Regions from separate parts of the Homo sapiens genome. Here region 1 is linked to region 2. Evidence: chromatin loops called from intact Hi-C (ENCODE). Cell type or tissue: Caco-2. All regions are shown on one strand. Each heading gives the region's core, and the rest is flanking DNA. Links, peaks and the distances in the headings are about the cores only.

Region 1 (2,500 bases), core at 1-2,500, 63 kb before region 2:
CCTCGGCCGCCCCCGGCCGCCCCCAGCTCAGGTGGCTTCTGTGCAGCAAGGCACCCTCCAAGTTGGCGGCAGATCATCGGGAGCCCCCGAACCGAGCCCTTGGGGGTTCCCGCCTGCCACGGCCGGGCCAGCCGGGGAGGAGGGCGGCAGGAGGGTTGCTGCACCTGCAGCACCAACTTTGGGGCGCTGCCTGGGGGCTGCGGAGGCGGGGCGGCCCCGCCCCACCTTTTTCCCTCCAACTTGGCGTAACTCCCCCGGTGGCTCGGGAGGCGTCCCCGTGGGGAAAGGGCCGGGAGGGGCGCCGGAACGCTGACACCCGAGGGGCGCGGGAGGTGCCAAGAGCGCGCCGCACACTCGCACCCGACCCCGGGAGACACAAAGAGCGGCTCCGCGACGCCGGCCCTGTAGCCCGCGGGCGGGAGGCCACCCACACCCGCCCCGCGCAGCGCCACAAAGGAGGGGGCGCCCGGGCAGCGCGGCCCGCGGTTACCCTCGGCGGCGGCGGCGGCGGCTCCCGTGCGTCCCCTTCGGCTCCCGGGCGTCCCCTTCGGCTGCGGAGGCTCGACGCGCGCCCGGCCCCACTCCCGGCGGCAACGCGAGCCGAGCCCCCTCCACGGCGCTGCCAGGCCCCGGCCGAGGACGCGGGGCCCCCGCTCGCTGCCTTCCTTCCGCGGGGAGCCGGGCGCTGCCTGCGCTCATGCCCGCGCTGAAACTGAACACCCGCGGCGCGGGGCCGCCAGGGAGGCGGAGGGAGGCCGCGGGGCGACCGGGAAGCAACGCGGGCCGGCGCCAGGAGACGCCCCTCGCCCGGCCGGTGGGGGTGCAGGGCTGGCTCTCCCCACCCCCCTGAGCCCCGTGTTCCATAGCAGGTGACGGCCAGCAAAGCCACCTTCCTAAGATGTGCCCCTCCAGATACAGCCATAGAAAGGACCCGAGCTAGGGGCCGCGGGGAGAGTGGGATCCGGAGTATGGTAGCGCTGAGAAGGGGGAAGCCGCTCTGACCCCAAGGCCCACGCGCTGTGTGACCTTAAACAACTCACTTCCCCTCTCTGAACAGCATCCTCACTGCTCGGCACTGAAGTTCAATTCTGCATTCTAAGATGTTCTTTTACCACCCCTTCCCCTGCCTGGTGGCTTAGTGACTGTGTACCCTACATCATAGCATGGTTGAGAGACTCCTTTGAGATAAATACATATTCACCGCATCATCCAAACTGTGGTACCTGGATTACTTAATCCAAACTTCACAACAACCCTAAAAAGTCATTCCCAGGATTCTTCCTGTTTTCAGATAAGCACAGGGAGGCTTGTGACTCAAGCCTCGAGTTCGGGTCCAGCCTCCAGTTCGGGTCACCAGCCTATCAGAGGCAGTGCTCACCCAGGCAGCCTGTCTCCCAGTCCCTCAGCTTTGCCCCCATTGGTCTACCTGACACACCTCAACTCCAGGAGGAGTCCAGAGGTTACAGCCAAACCTCACCACTAACCTCCAGCTGCAGGTGGTGATCCCGCTCAAATCAGAAGTCCCACACTCAAGGTCACCAGAGTCCCCGCCCTCCTCCCACCCTGTCCCACACCCTTCTCCCAAACCACAAGGGGGCTGGAAATGGTCCCATAGCCACTGCAGGGGCAGATTCCAGCCTCTCCATTCTTTCTCCAAACCCCAGCCACCAGGACTACTGAGCAATATTAATTAACAGGTTCTAATTACCAGTGCTAATAATAATAATAGCTGTTTACATGCGTGATCTCGTTTCACCCCTAAGACAACCAACATAATGGTGCGCGCCTGTAGTCCCAGCTACCAGGGAGGCTGGGGTGGGAGGACTGCTTCACCTCACGAGGTCAAGGGTGAATCACGACTGCGCCACTGCACTCCAGCCCGGGTGACATAGGAGACCCTCTCCCAAAAAAAAAAAAAAAAAAAAAAAAAAAAAGAAAGAAAAGGATGTGGCATTAAATGAGCTAGGAGAGGAGACAGTCCTGATGGCCGGACCAGGCTATCCACATAAGAGAATTGTATTTTTAGTCACAAATGCCTCAGCTCCTTGAAGGCAGGGACTATATCCGATTCATCTGTGTAACCGTAGCACCCTGCAGCAACCCTATAATTACTTCACTGGGCTCTGTGACATTGGACTGATCTTCCCCCTTTCTGGAACTCAGAGTCCCACTAATCAGGGGCCTCTAACTGGTGTCTTCGTGGGTCACACCAGGCCCCAGAAGCACTTGGTTTGGCCAGCAGTTTTTTTTTTTAACTTTTAAAGGAATTTCTGAGTTATCCACAAGCCTCATCAGCCCCTAATGTGTTTGTTTGTTTGTTTGTCTGTTTGTTTTTTAAGACAGAGTCTTGCTCTTTTGCCCAAGCTGGAGTGGAGTGGCATGATCTCAGCGCACTGCAACCTCCAACTCCCGAGTTTAAGAGATTCTCATGCCTCAGCTTCCCAAGTAGCTGGGACTCCAGGGGCACACCACTACACCCGGCTGATTTTTGTATTTTTAG
Region 2 (11,240 bases), core at 4,851-7,350:
ATCTTGGCTCACTGCAAGCTCCGCCTCCCGGGTTCACGCCATTCTCCTGCCTCAGCCTCCCAAGGAGCTGGGACTACAGGCGCCCGCCACCACGCCCGGCTAATTTTTTGTATTTTTAATAGATACGGGGTTTCACCGTGCTAGCCAGGATGATCTCGATCTACTGACCTCGTGATCCGCCCGCCTCGGCCTCCCAAAGTGCTGGGATTATAGGCGTGAGCCACCGCGCCCGGCGGCTGTGGCTAATTATTAGGTAACTAGCGTCGTTGGGTCTCCCTACCTGAAGGCCTAAAGGCTGGAGATAAGAGGGCTGAAGGGGAGTAGAGCCAGGACTGGTGGGCCTGGGAGCCACCAATAGTCCCAGAAGATCCTACGGGGACTTTGCCTTCTGCTCCTGATCTCTGGAATCGATTCATCAGCCTGAGCTTCGACTCCAGCCTCTGCATCCGCTTCTCCCAAGGTGATTCCTCAATGTCTGCTCTGGGCACCTCATGGATGCATCGCAAGGGCTTTAGGGAGTCCTCTGCTCACAGGGATTGACCTACCCGCTTGCCAGGTCTCAAGCTCTTGAGAGAAAGCCTGATGCTCTTTTTGTCTTCACCTCCATCCTAGGCACTGGGTAGGAACACAGCCAAGAACGATTGCAGGATGGGTCCTTCCAGGACACTGACGTCTCAGCTTGCGCACTGTGAGTCCCTGGACGAGTTACTCCACCTCTCTGAACCTCCTCCTCACTTGCATAATGGGAAAAATAATGGACATAGGAAGATGAAACAAGACCTTGGAGACCACATTTACCATCTTATTTTCCTTGTTCCTTTTTCTTTTCTTTTTTTGTTTTTGTTTGTTTGTTTTTTGGAGACAGGGTCTCACTCTGTCACCCAGGCTGGCGTGCAATGGCGCGATCTCAGCTCACTGCAGCCTCTGCCTCCTGTGTTCAAGGGATCCTCCCACCTCAGCCTCCCGGGTAGCTGGCACCACAGACGCACACCACCATGCCTGGCTAAATTTTTTTGTATTTTTAGTAGAAGTGGGGTTTTACCATGTTGGCCAGGCTGTTCTCGAACTCCTGGCCTCAAGTGATCCGTCCACCTCGGCCTCCCAAAGTGCTGGGATTACAGGCGTGAACCACTGAGCCCGGCCCCTTGTTCCCTGTTCTGTTTCTTTTTCACTGTTATCACTGATCACCATCGATCATATTATCTACATATCTATTAGATTGGCGCAAAAGTAATTGCTGTTTTTGCCATTACCTCCAATGGCATTACTTTCAGTGGCAAAAACTGCAATTACTTTTGCGCCAACCTAATATATTGAGACAGGGTCTCTCTCTGTCACCCAGGCTGCTGGAGGGCAGTGACACAATCACAGCTCACTGCCATGTCCAACTCCTGGATTCAAGTGATCCTCCCGCCTCAGTCTCCTGATTACCTGGGACTACAGGCATGTATCACCACACCCAGCCGGTTTTTTTGTTTGTTTGTTTTTGAAACAGTTTTGCTTTTGCCCCCCAGGCTGGAGTGCAATGGCATGATCTTGGTTCACTGCAACCTCTGCCTCCGGGGTTCAAGCGATTCTCCTGTCTCAGCCTCCCAAGTAGCTGGGATTACAGGTGCCTACCACCACACCTGGCTAATTTTTGGTTTTGTGGGTGTGTGTGTGTGTGTGTGTGTGTGTGTGTGTGTGTGTTGGAGTCTGGCTCTGTCACCCAGGCTGCTGGAGTGCAATGGCGCAATCTTCAGCTCACTGCAACCTCTGCCTCCTGGGTTTAAGCAATTCTCCTGCCTCAGACTCCTGAGTAGCTGAGATTACAGGTGTCCACCACCACGCCCGGCTAATTTTTGTATTTTTAGTAGAGACAGGGTTTCACCGTGTTGGCCAGGCTGGTCTCCATCTCCTGACCTCAGGTGATCCACCTGCCTCAGCCTCCCAAAGTGCTGGGACTACAGGCGTGAGCCACCACGCCCGGCTCAAGTTTCTCTTTTTCTTTTTTTTTTTTTACATTTTGTAGAGACAGGGTCTCACTATGTTGCCCAGGCTGGTCTTGAACTCCTGATCTCAAGCAATCCTCCCTCTCTGGCTCCCGAAGTGCGGGGATAATAGGCATGAACCACTGTGCACAGCCCATATTTTATATTCTACTTAACTGAGTTTCTTTAGTTTTTATTCCTCCCACTAGGATGTCTGTTTTGTTTACCTCCATATCTCCAGCCCCTAGAACAGAACTTGGTTCATGGTGGGTTCAGTAACTATTTGAATTAAATGAATAGATGGACGTAAAATGGTTAGTACTGCGGTGCCCAGTAATGGTAGGTATCAAACTTAGTCTCTGTGCTCCAACAGAAAGCAGTGTAATTTAAGATGGGCACAGTGGGCTGGGCGCGGTGGCTCACACCTGTAATCCCAGCACTTTGGGAGGCCGAGGCAGGTGGATCACCTGGGGTCAGGAGTTCGAGACTGGCCTGGCCAACATGGTAAAACCTTGTCTCTACTAAAAATACACAAAATTAGCTGGGTGTGGTGGTGGTCACCTGTAATCCCAGCTACTTGGGAGGCTGAGGCAGGAGAATTGCTTCAACCTGGGAGGTGGAGGTTGCAGTGAGCCAAGATCACGCCACTGCACTCCAGCCTGGGCGACAGAGCGAGACTCCGTCTCAAAAAAAAAAAAAGATGGGCACAGTGGCTCCCGCCTGTAATCCCAGCACTTTGGGAGGCCGAGGTGGGCAGATCACCCGAGGTCAGGAGTTCGAGACCAGCCTGGCCAACATGGTGAAAAACCCTGTCTCTACTAAAAATACAAAAATTAGCCGGGTATGGTGGCACACGCCTATAGTCCCAGCTACTTGGGAGGCTGAAGCAGGAGAATCACTTGAACCTGGGAGGCAGAGATTGCAGTAAGCCAAAATCTGGCCACTGCACTCCAGCCAGGGTGACAGAGCCAGACTCCATCTCAAAAAAAAAAGAACGAAAGAAAGAGAGCAGTGTAATTGGAGCAGGGAAAATGCAGCATCGTAATAGGAGGTACAGGTTAGGAGCTCTGGCTGAGAAATCCCGTCTGTACCATGTACCAGCTGTGTGACCTGGAACAGAAGAATGAATTCACCTTCCTGAGGCTCAGTCTCCTCATCTGTCAAATGCAGGTGATGTAGGACCTCCTGGGAAGGATGTGAGCATGCAGGAGATGGTAAATGAAAAGCACTTAGCAGAGTGTCTGGTGCATAATAAGTGCTCAGAAAACACTGGCCTACGCTGTTCATTATAGTAATACTCAGATGAGGGGGACCTCTGAGTCAATTAAACAGTTGCTAAGCACTTAAAATATGTCACGGGCCAGCGAGTCCAGTAAACATTTATTGACTTAAATCTGTGAACTCCTTAAGGGAAGGGACTGTGTCTACATTGTCATGATCCCGGCCCCAGAAGATGCTAATTAATGTGAAAACATGCTGGAAAAGTTACATACTGAACTCAAATATGAGTTAGAATACAGAATAGCTATTAGAGTAATAACACCCATTGCCTAACATGTGCCAGGCTTGCTGTTGGGTGTTGGAGAAAGGGCAGGGAGCTTAAACAAACATGGGAACTTACAGCTTAGCAGGGGAGACAGACTTTGTTCTGAGAATTGCACAGATAGAGAGGAAACTCTGAAGTTGATAAATATCACAAAGAAGACATATGTGGTGCTGTGAGTTCCATAATATGGAGGGAGGGAGGGTTGACCTGGTCTCGGACTGGGGAGGGAGTGATGCCTAGAGCTGAGCTCTGAAGAAAAGTTCTTTGCTAGGCTGAGTGTTGGGGAAGTGCTCTCAGCAGATGAAATGGCAGATAGAATAGGCCTTCTGACTGAGGCACACATGTGCTAAAGGGCGCAAAAGAAGGCCCATATGACACAAGCATAGTGAGCTGAGGGTGCGATTGGGGGTGAAATAAACTGCAAAAATTAGTAGACACTTTGGGAACTAGCTGGGCAATGTCTGATAAAGCTGAAGGTGTGTGTAACCTATGATGCAGCCGCTCCACAGCTGAGGACATTGTTGACAGAAATGCAGGAGTGCACTGGGAAGCATGAACAAGAATGATGGCCCTAGCAGCATTGTATATCATCACAAAAAACTGGAAATAGGCTGGGCGCGGTGACTCATGCCTGTAATCCCAGCACTTTGGGAGGCCAAGGCAGGCAGATCACCTGAGGTCAGGAGTTCGAGACCAGCCTGGCCAACACGGTGAGACCCCATCTCTACTAAAAATACAAAAATTAGCCGGGTGTGGTGGCACATGCCTATAATCCCAGCTACTCGGGAGGCTGATCAGGAGAACTGCTTGAACCCGGGAGGCGGAGGTTGCAATGAGCCAGGATCGTACCACTGCACTCCAGCCTGGGGCAACAGAGCAAGACTTTGTCTCAAAAAAAAAAAAAAAAAAAAAAAAAAGACAGGTTCAGGCCTGGTGTGGTAGCTCACATTTGTAATGCCAGCACTTTAGGAGGCCAAGACAGGAGAATCGCTTTAGTCCAGGAGTTTGAGACCAGCCTGGGCAACTTAGTGAGACTCTGTCTCTGCAAAAAAAAATGTAAAAGTATGGGCGCGGTGGCTCATGCCTGTAATCCCAGCATTTTGGGAGGCCGAGGCAGGTGGATCACCTGAGGTCAGGAGTTCGAGACCAGCCTGGCCAACATGGCAAAACCCCATCTCTACTAAAAATACAAAAATTTGCTGGGCATGGTGGTGTGTGCCTGTAATCCCAGCTACTCAGGAGGCTAAGGCAGGAGAATCACTTGAACCTGGGAGGCGGAGGTTGCAGTGAGCCAAGATTGCACCATTGCACTCCAGCCTGGGCAACAAGAGCAAAACTCCATCTCAAAAAGAAAAATGAAAAAAATTAGCTGGGTGTGGTGGTGCACTCCTGTGGTACCAGTTTCTCTGGAAGCTAAGGTGGGAGGATCACTTGAGCCCACAAAATCAAGGCTGCAGTGAGCCATGATCGCAACACTGCACTCCAGCCTGGGCAACAGAGTGAGACCCTGTCTCCAAAAAAAAAAAAAAAAAAAAATTCTGGGCACGGTGGTTCACGCCTGTATTCCCAGCACTTTGGGAGGCCCAGGCAGGTGGATCACTTGAGGTCAGGAGTTCAAGACCAGCCTGGACAACAGGCTGTATTTTGTATTTTGTCTATTAAAAATAGAAAAATTAGCTCGGCATGGTGGCGTGTGCCTGTAATTCCAGCTACTTGGGAGGCTAAGGCAGAGTTACTTAAATCTGGGAGGTGGAAGTTGCAGTGAGCTGAGATCGCGCCACTGCACTCCAGCCTGGGCGACAGGGAGACTCCATCTCAAAAAAATAAAAAAATAAAAAATACAGGCAGGTTCTTGCAACATGTATTTCCTGTGTACCAGACCTTGTGTTAGTCCTTCCTTCATGCATTCAACATGTATTAAACACCTACTGTGTGCCAGGCCTGATGCCTGTAATTTATTCATACATTATTTATTCAATCCAAGCAGGATTTATGGAGTGCTTAGGTAATGCTAAGCTCTGAGCTTGTCATTCAATGCAATGTATGTTTATCAAGCAGCTACTGTATACAGCTGTCCCAATCAGTGCCTGGGTACACAGTAGTTCAATAAATGCCTGAATGAATGAACGCCCTCAAGGAGCCCCCAGTCTTCCTGCTAACATGGCCTGTAAATAAATAACTCTAACACACAAAGATAAGGCTAGAAGGTGGGTGTGTTTAGAGTGCAGAGGGCCCCTTATCACCTGTACTGCCAGGTACCTTTCTCAGGGCCATATCTTCTCACCTGGGAACCAGCTCTTTGAAGGTGAGGCCAGGCTGGCCCCTAGCTCACCTGCCTGTCCATCCCCGGGCACCCATGGAGGACTTTGCCTGCAGCTCCCACTCAATCATTGCCTGCTGTCTAATTACGGCCGCTTCCGTGACCGCAGTTGTTCCTTCCTTCATACACCAGGCAAGAGGGCAGCAGCTGAGTTCTAACCCTGGAGCTCTGGCAAAGGGCCTGCACTTCTGACAGGTGCCCTCCCTCAGATTTGGCCTGATTTTCCATCTATGAAATGAAAGATTTGATTCTCCTCCTCCTTGACTTCTTAACACCTTGCCTGGACTCCTATAATGGCAAGTTAATTTTGAAAAATTATAGAGGTAATCCATGATCTAATTTTGCAAAAACCCAGACAATGCATAGAAATCATTGAAGATGGGCCAGGCGTGGTGTCTCACGCCTGTAATCCCAGCACTTTGGGAGGCCAAGGCGGGCGGATCACCTGAGGTCAGGAGTTCGAGACCAGCCTGGCCAACATGGCGAAACCCTGTCTCCACTAAAAATACAAAAATTAGCCAGGCATGGTGGTGCATGCTAGTAATCCCAGCTACTCAGGAGGCTGAGGCAGGGGAGTCGCTTGAACCCAGGAAGCGGAGGTTGCAGTGAGCCGAGATCATGCCGTTGCACTCCAGCCTGGGCAACAGAGTGAGACTTCATCTCTAAAAAAATAAATAAATAAATAAATAAAAGAAATCATTGAAGACTCAAATCTTCACTAGAGTCACAAAGCTTTGCACAATCCAAAACTTTCCTTCCTTCCTTCTTTTTTTTATTTATTTATTTATTTTATTTTATTTTTTTGAGATGGAGTTTCGCTCTTGTTGCCCAGGCTGGAGTACAATGGTGTGATCTCGGCTCACTGCAACCTCCACCTCCCAGGTTCAAGCGATTCTCCTGCCTCAGCCTCCCGAGTAGCTGGGATTACAGGCATATGCCACCACACCCAGCCAATTTTTTGCATTTTTAGTAGAGATGGGGTTTCTCCATATTGGTCAGGCTGGTCTTGAACTCCCAACCTCAGGTGATCCGCCCACCTCGGCCTCCGAAAGTGCTGGGATTACAGACATGAGCTATCGCGCTCAGCCTCCTCCTCTTTAACTGTGGTAAAATATATTCTGCAGGTTTTTTTTGTGATGGTTGTTTGTTTGTTTGTTTGTTTGTTTGTTTGTTTGTTTTTGAGATGGAGTCTCGCTCTGTCGCCCAGGCTGGAGTGCAGTGACACCATCTCGGTTCACTGCAACCTCACCTTCCTGGTTCAAGCCATTCTCCTGGCTCAGCCTCAGAGTGGCTGGGACTATAGGCATGCGCCGCCACACCCCACTAATTGTTTTGTGTTTTTTGTAGAGACAAGGTGTCTCCATGTTGTCCAGGCTGGTCTCTAACTCCTAGGCTCAAGAGATCTGCCCACCTCAGCCTCCCAAGGTGCTGGGATTATAGGCTTGAGCAACCATGCCTGGCCTCCTTTTTTTGTGGGGGAGACAGGATCTTGCTGTGTTGCTTAAGCTGGAGTGCAGTAGTGCAATCATAGCTCACTGCAGCCTCAACCTCCTGGGCTTAAGCAAGCCTCTTGTCTCAGCCTCTCGAGTAGCTGGGGCTATAGGTGGACACCACCACACCCAGCTAATTTTTAATTTTTTTATAGAGATGGGGGTCTCACCATGTTGCCCAGGCTGGTCTCAAACTCCTGTCTCAAGTGCTCCACCTACCTCCCCAAAGTGCTGGGATTACAGGGCGGGAGCCACTGCGTCTGACTGTATATTACCTTTTATTGTGGTCTTATCATCAGTTAGTTTAGAACATTTACAGGATGAACTTTAATAATGTATTGATTATTTTGGCAAGAAAATGGCTAATAATATTTGCCGTAGTAAAACTGAGTCATTAGATTACTTTCTGGAGTTACTTACTGCCAAGCAAAGTAATAAAGACTGTTCCACTGTGGGAAGGTGTGAAAATAAATAACATTACGCGATTCTGAGCTTAAAAATAGGAAATAAACTTATATGTACGGTTTTAAAAATAATAATATAGGGGCCGGGAGCGGTGGCTCATGCCTGTAATCCCAGCACTTTGGGAGGCCGAGGCAGGTTGATCCAAGGTCAGGAGATCGAGACCATCCTGGCCAGCATGGTGAAACCTTGTCTCTACCAAAAATACAAAACTTAGCCAGGCATGGTGGCACACACCTGTAGTCCCAGCTACTTGGGAGGCTGAGACAGGAGAATCGCTTGAACCCAGGAGGCTTGCAGTGAGCCAAGATTGCACCACTGCACTCCAGCCTGGGCGATAGAGGGAGACTCCATCCCAAAAAAAAAAAAAATAATATATATATATATATATATATATATACACACACACACACACACACACAATTATTACTATCGACTTAAGAGAGAAAACATTAACAGTTTCATAGCAGTGCTATTGACAACAACCACAAAGGTGAAAATGACCCAAATGTCCATCAGTAGATAAATGGAAAAATAAAACATGGTATATGGAATATAATATAATATGGAATATGATTCAGACTTAAAAACAAAGGAAATTCTGACACATGCTGCAACAAGATAAACCTTGAAGACATGCTAAGTGAAATAAGCCAGACATGAATGGACAAATATGGTATGATTCCATTAATATGAAGTACCTAGAGTATTTCAATTCATGGAAACAGAAAACAGAATGATGGGCCCAAGGGCTGGGCGTGGAGGCTTATGCCCGTAATTCCAGCACTTTGAGAGGCCAAGGCGGGTGGATCATCTGAGGTCGGGAGTTCGAGACCAGTCTGACCAACATGGAGAAACCCTATCTCATGGCCGGGTGTGGTGGCTCATGCCTGTAATCCCAGCAGTTTGGGAGGCCGAGGCGGGCTGATCACCTGAGGTCGGGAGTTTGAGACCAGCCTGACCTGCAGGGAGAAACCCTGTCTCTACTAAAAATACAAAATTAGCCAGGCGTGGTGGCACATGCCTGTAATCCTACCTACTAGGGAGGCTGAGGCAGGAGAATCGCTTGAACCCGGGAGGCGGAGGTTGCGGTGAGCCGAGATCGTGCCATTGCACTCCAGCCTGGGCAACAAGAGCGAAACCCCATCTCAAAACAAAAAAAAGAGAGAAAAAGAAAACCCATCTCTACTAAAAATACAAAATTAGCTGGGCGTGGTGGCGCATGCCTGTAATCCCAGTTACTGGGGAGGCTAAGGTAGGAGAATTGCTTGAACCCGGGCAGCGGAGGTTATGATGAGCCAAGATTGTGCCATTACACTCCAGCCTGGACAACAAGAGCGAAACTCCATCTCAAAAAAAAAAAAAAAAAAGAGTCAGGCGTGGTGGCGCGTAGCTGTAATCCCAGATACTTGGGAGGGTGAGACAGACGAATCACTTGAACGTGGGAGGCAGAGGTTGCAGTGAGCCGAGACTGAGCGACTGCATGTCAGCCTGGGCGACAGAGTGAAACTCTATCTCAAAAAAAAAAAAAAAAGAAAGAAAGAAAGAAAAGAGAGAAAGAAAACAGAATAGAATATAGAATAGATATAATGGTGGTGGCCAGGGGCTGGATGGAGGGGGATATTCTGGGGAGTTAGGTTTAATGGGGACAGACTTTTTGTTTGAGAGGATGGAAAAGTTCTAGACGTGGATGGTGGTGATGGTTGTACAACAGTGTGAATATGCTTAATGTCATGGAGCTGTACACTTAAAAATTGTTACAATGATAAATTTTATGTTACATATATTTTGTCACAATTAAAAAAAGCAGCAGTACTCACTCACTTTGGCAGCACGTATACTGAAATTGAAACCGCACATAGCACTTTAGCATGGCCCTTGCGCGAGAATGACAAGCAGATTCATGAGGCTGAGACATTCCATGTTAAAACAGCAGCAACAGAAGCCCAGCAATCCCAGTGTCTCTTTGAAATTCTCCATGGCCGGGCGTGGTGGCTCACGCCTGTAATCCCAGCACTTTGGGAGGCCAAGGTGGGTGGATCACGAGGTCAGGAGATCCAGATCATCCTAGCTAACATGGTGAAACCCCATCTCTACTAAAAATACAAAAAAAATTTAGCCGGGTGTGGTGGCGGGCGCCTGTAGTCCCAGCTACTCAGGAAGCTGAGGCAGGGGAATGGAGTGAACCCAGGAGGCGGAGCTTGCAGTGAGCCGAGATGGCACCACTGCACTCCAGCCTGGGCAACAGAGTGAGACCCCATCTCAAAAAAAAAAAAAAAAAGAAATTCTCCACGGACCCATCCCAGTCTCTTCCTCCTAACCCCCTGAAAGTACTAGTATATTTTTGTATTTATCGCTTATTGTACCATTGCAGGGTTTTTTTGTTTGTTTATTTGTTTTTGAGATGGAGTCTTGCTCTGTCACCCAGGCTGGAGTGCAGTGGCGCGATCTCAGCTCACTGCAACCTCTGCCTGCCGGGTTCAAGTGATTCTCCTGCCTCAGCCTCCCGAGTAGCTGGGATTACAGGTGCCCGCCACCATGCCTGGCTAATTTTTGTATTTTTTGGTAGATATGGAGTTTCACCATCTTGGCCAGGCTGGTCTTGAACTCCAGGCTGGTCTTGAACTCCTGACTTCGTGATCCACCCGCCTCGGCCTCCCAAAGTGCTGGGATTATAGGCATGAGCCAGCACGCCCGGCCTTTTTTTAAATTTTTTTTCGAGACAGAGTCCCACTCTATCACCCACCCTGGAGTGCGGTAGCGCAGTCTCGTTTACTGCAATCCCCTCCTCCCAAGTTCAAGGGATTCTCCTGCCTCAGCCTCCCAAGTAGCTGGCATTACAGCTGCGCACCACCACACCCACCTAATTTTTGTATTTTTTAGTAGAGACGGGGTTTTGCCATGTTAGCCCAGCTGGTCCCAAACTCCTGACCGCCTGCCTCAGCCTCTCAAAGTGCTGGGATCACAGGCGTGAGCCACCGTGCGCTGGCCTAGTTTTTATATATATTGTTTTCTTTGGCATGTTCTTTTTGTTTTGAATCATTCACTTGTTTCCTTTTTATTTTTAGAGATGGGGGTCTCCCTCTCTCACCCAGGCTGGAGTGCACTGATGCAATCACAGCTCACTGCAGCCTCAAACTCCTAGGCTCAAGGGATCCTCCTTCCTTAGCCTCCCCAGTAGCTAGGACCACAGGTGCAAGCCAGCATGCCTGGCCAATTTTTTACTTTTATTTTTTGTAGAGACAGGGTTTCGCCATGTTGCCCAGGCTGGTCTTGAACTCCTGGCCTCAAAATATCTCCCTGCCTCTGCCTCCCAAAGTGCTGGGTTTACAGGTGTGAGCCAATGCACCCAGCCATTTCTTCTTTTTTGATTTAAAAATATTTAATTGATAATGGCCAGGCGTGGTGGCTCACATCTGTAATCCCAGCACTTTGGGAAGCCAAGGCGGGTG

The links. Peaks named below come from ENCODE experiments on the same cell type or tissue, not always from the same donor. Only the 100,000 strongest peaks of a DNase experiment are listed, where the experiment ranks them.
Region 1: it touches region 2 in a loop (2.4-fold over the local background); 8 of 110 quality-filtered maps call a loop at or near these places.

What each region holds. Positions count from the first base shown.
Region 1 is chr12:121,537,422-121,539,921 of GRCh38, forward strand. The region is part of intron 6 of KDM2B (lysine demethylase 2B); the gene reads right to left. Among named protein-coding and RNA genes, the nearest start is that of KDM2B-DT, 42 kb to the right of the region's middle. RefSeq lists silencers at 1-647, 758-907. In Caco-2, for the core only: no CTCF peak of the experiment used is centred there; a DNase peak (open chromatin) is centred at 1,410; H3K4me3 peaks cover 1,602 bases.
Region 2 is chr12:121,595,302-121,606,541 of GRCh38, forward strand. KDM2B-DT (KDM2B divergent transcript) reads left to right here. Exons shown (of 4, transcript NR_183427.1): 3 at 123-253; 4 at 613-793. It also overlaps the pseudogene RNU6-1004P. Among named protein-coding and RNA genes, the nearest start is that of KDM2B, 20 kb to the left of the region's middle. In Caco-2, for the core only: no CTCF peak of the experiment used is centred there; a DNase peak (open chromatin) is centred at 5,830.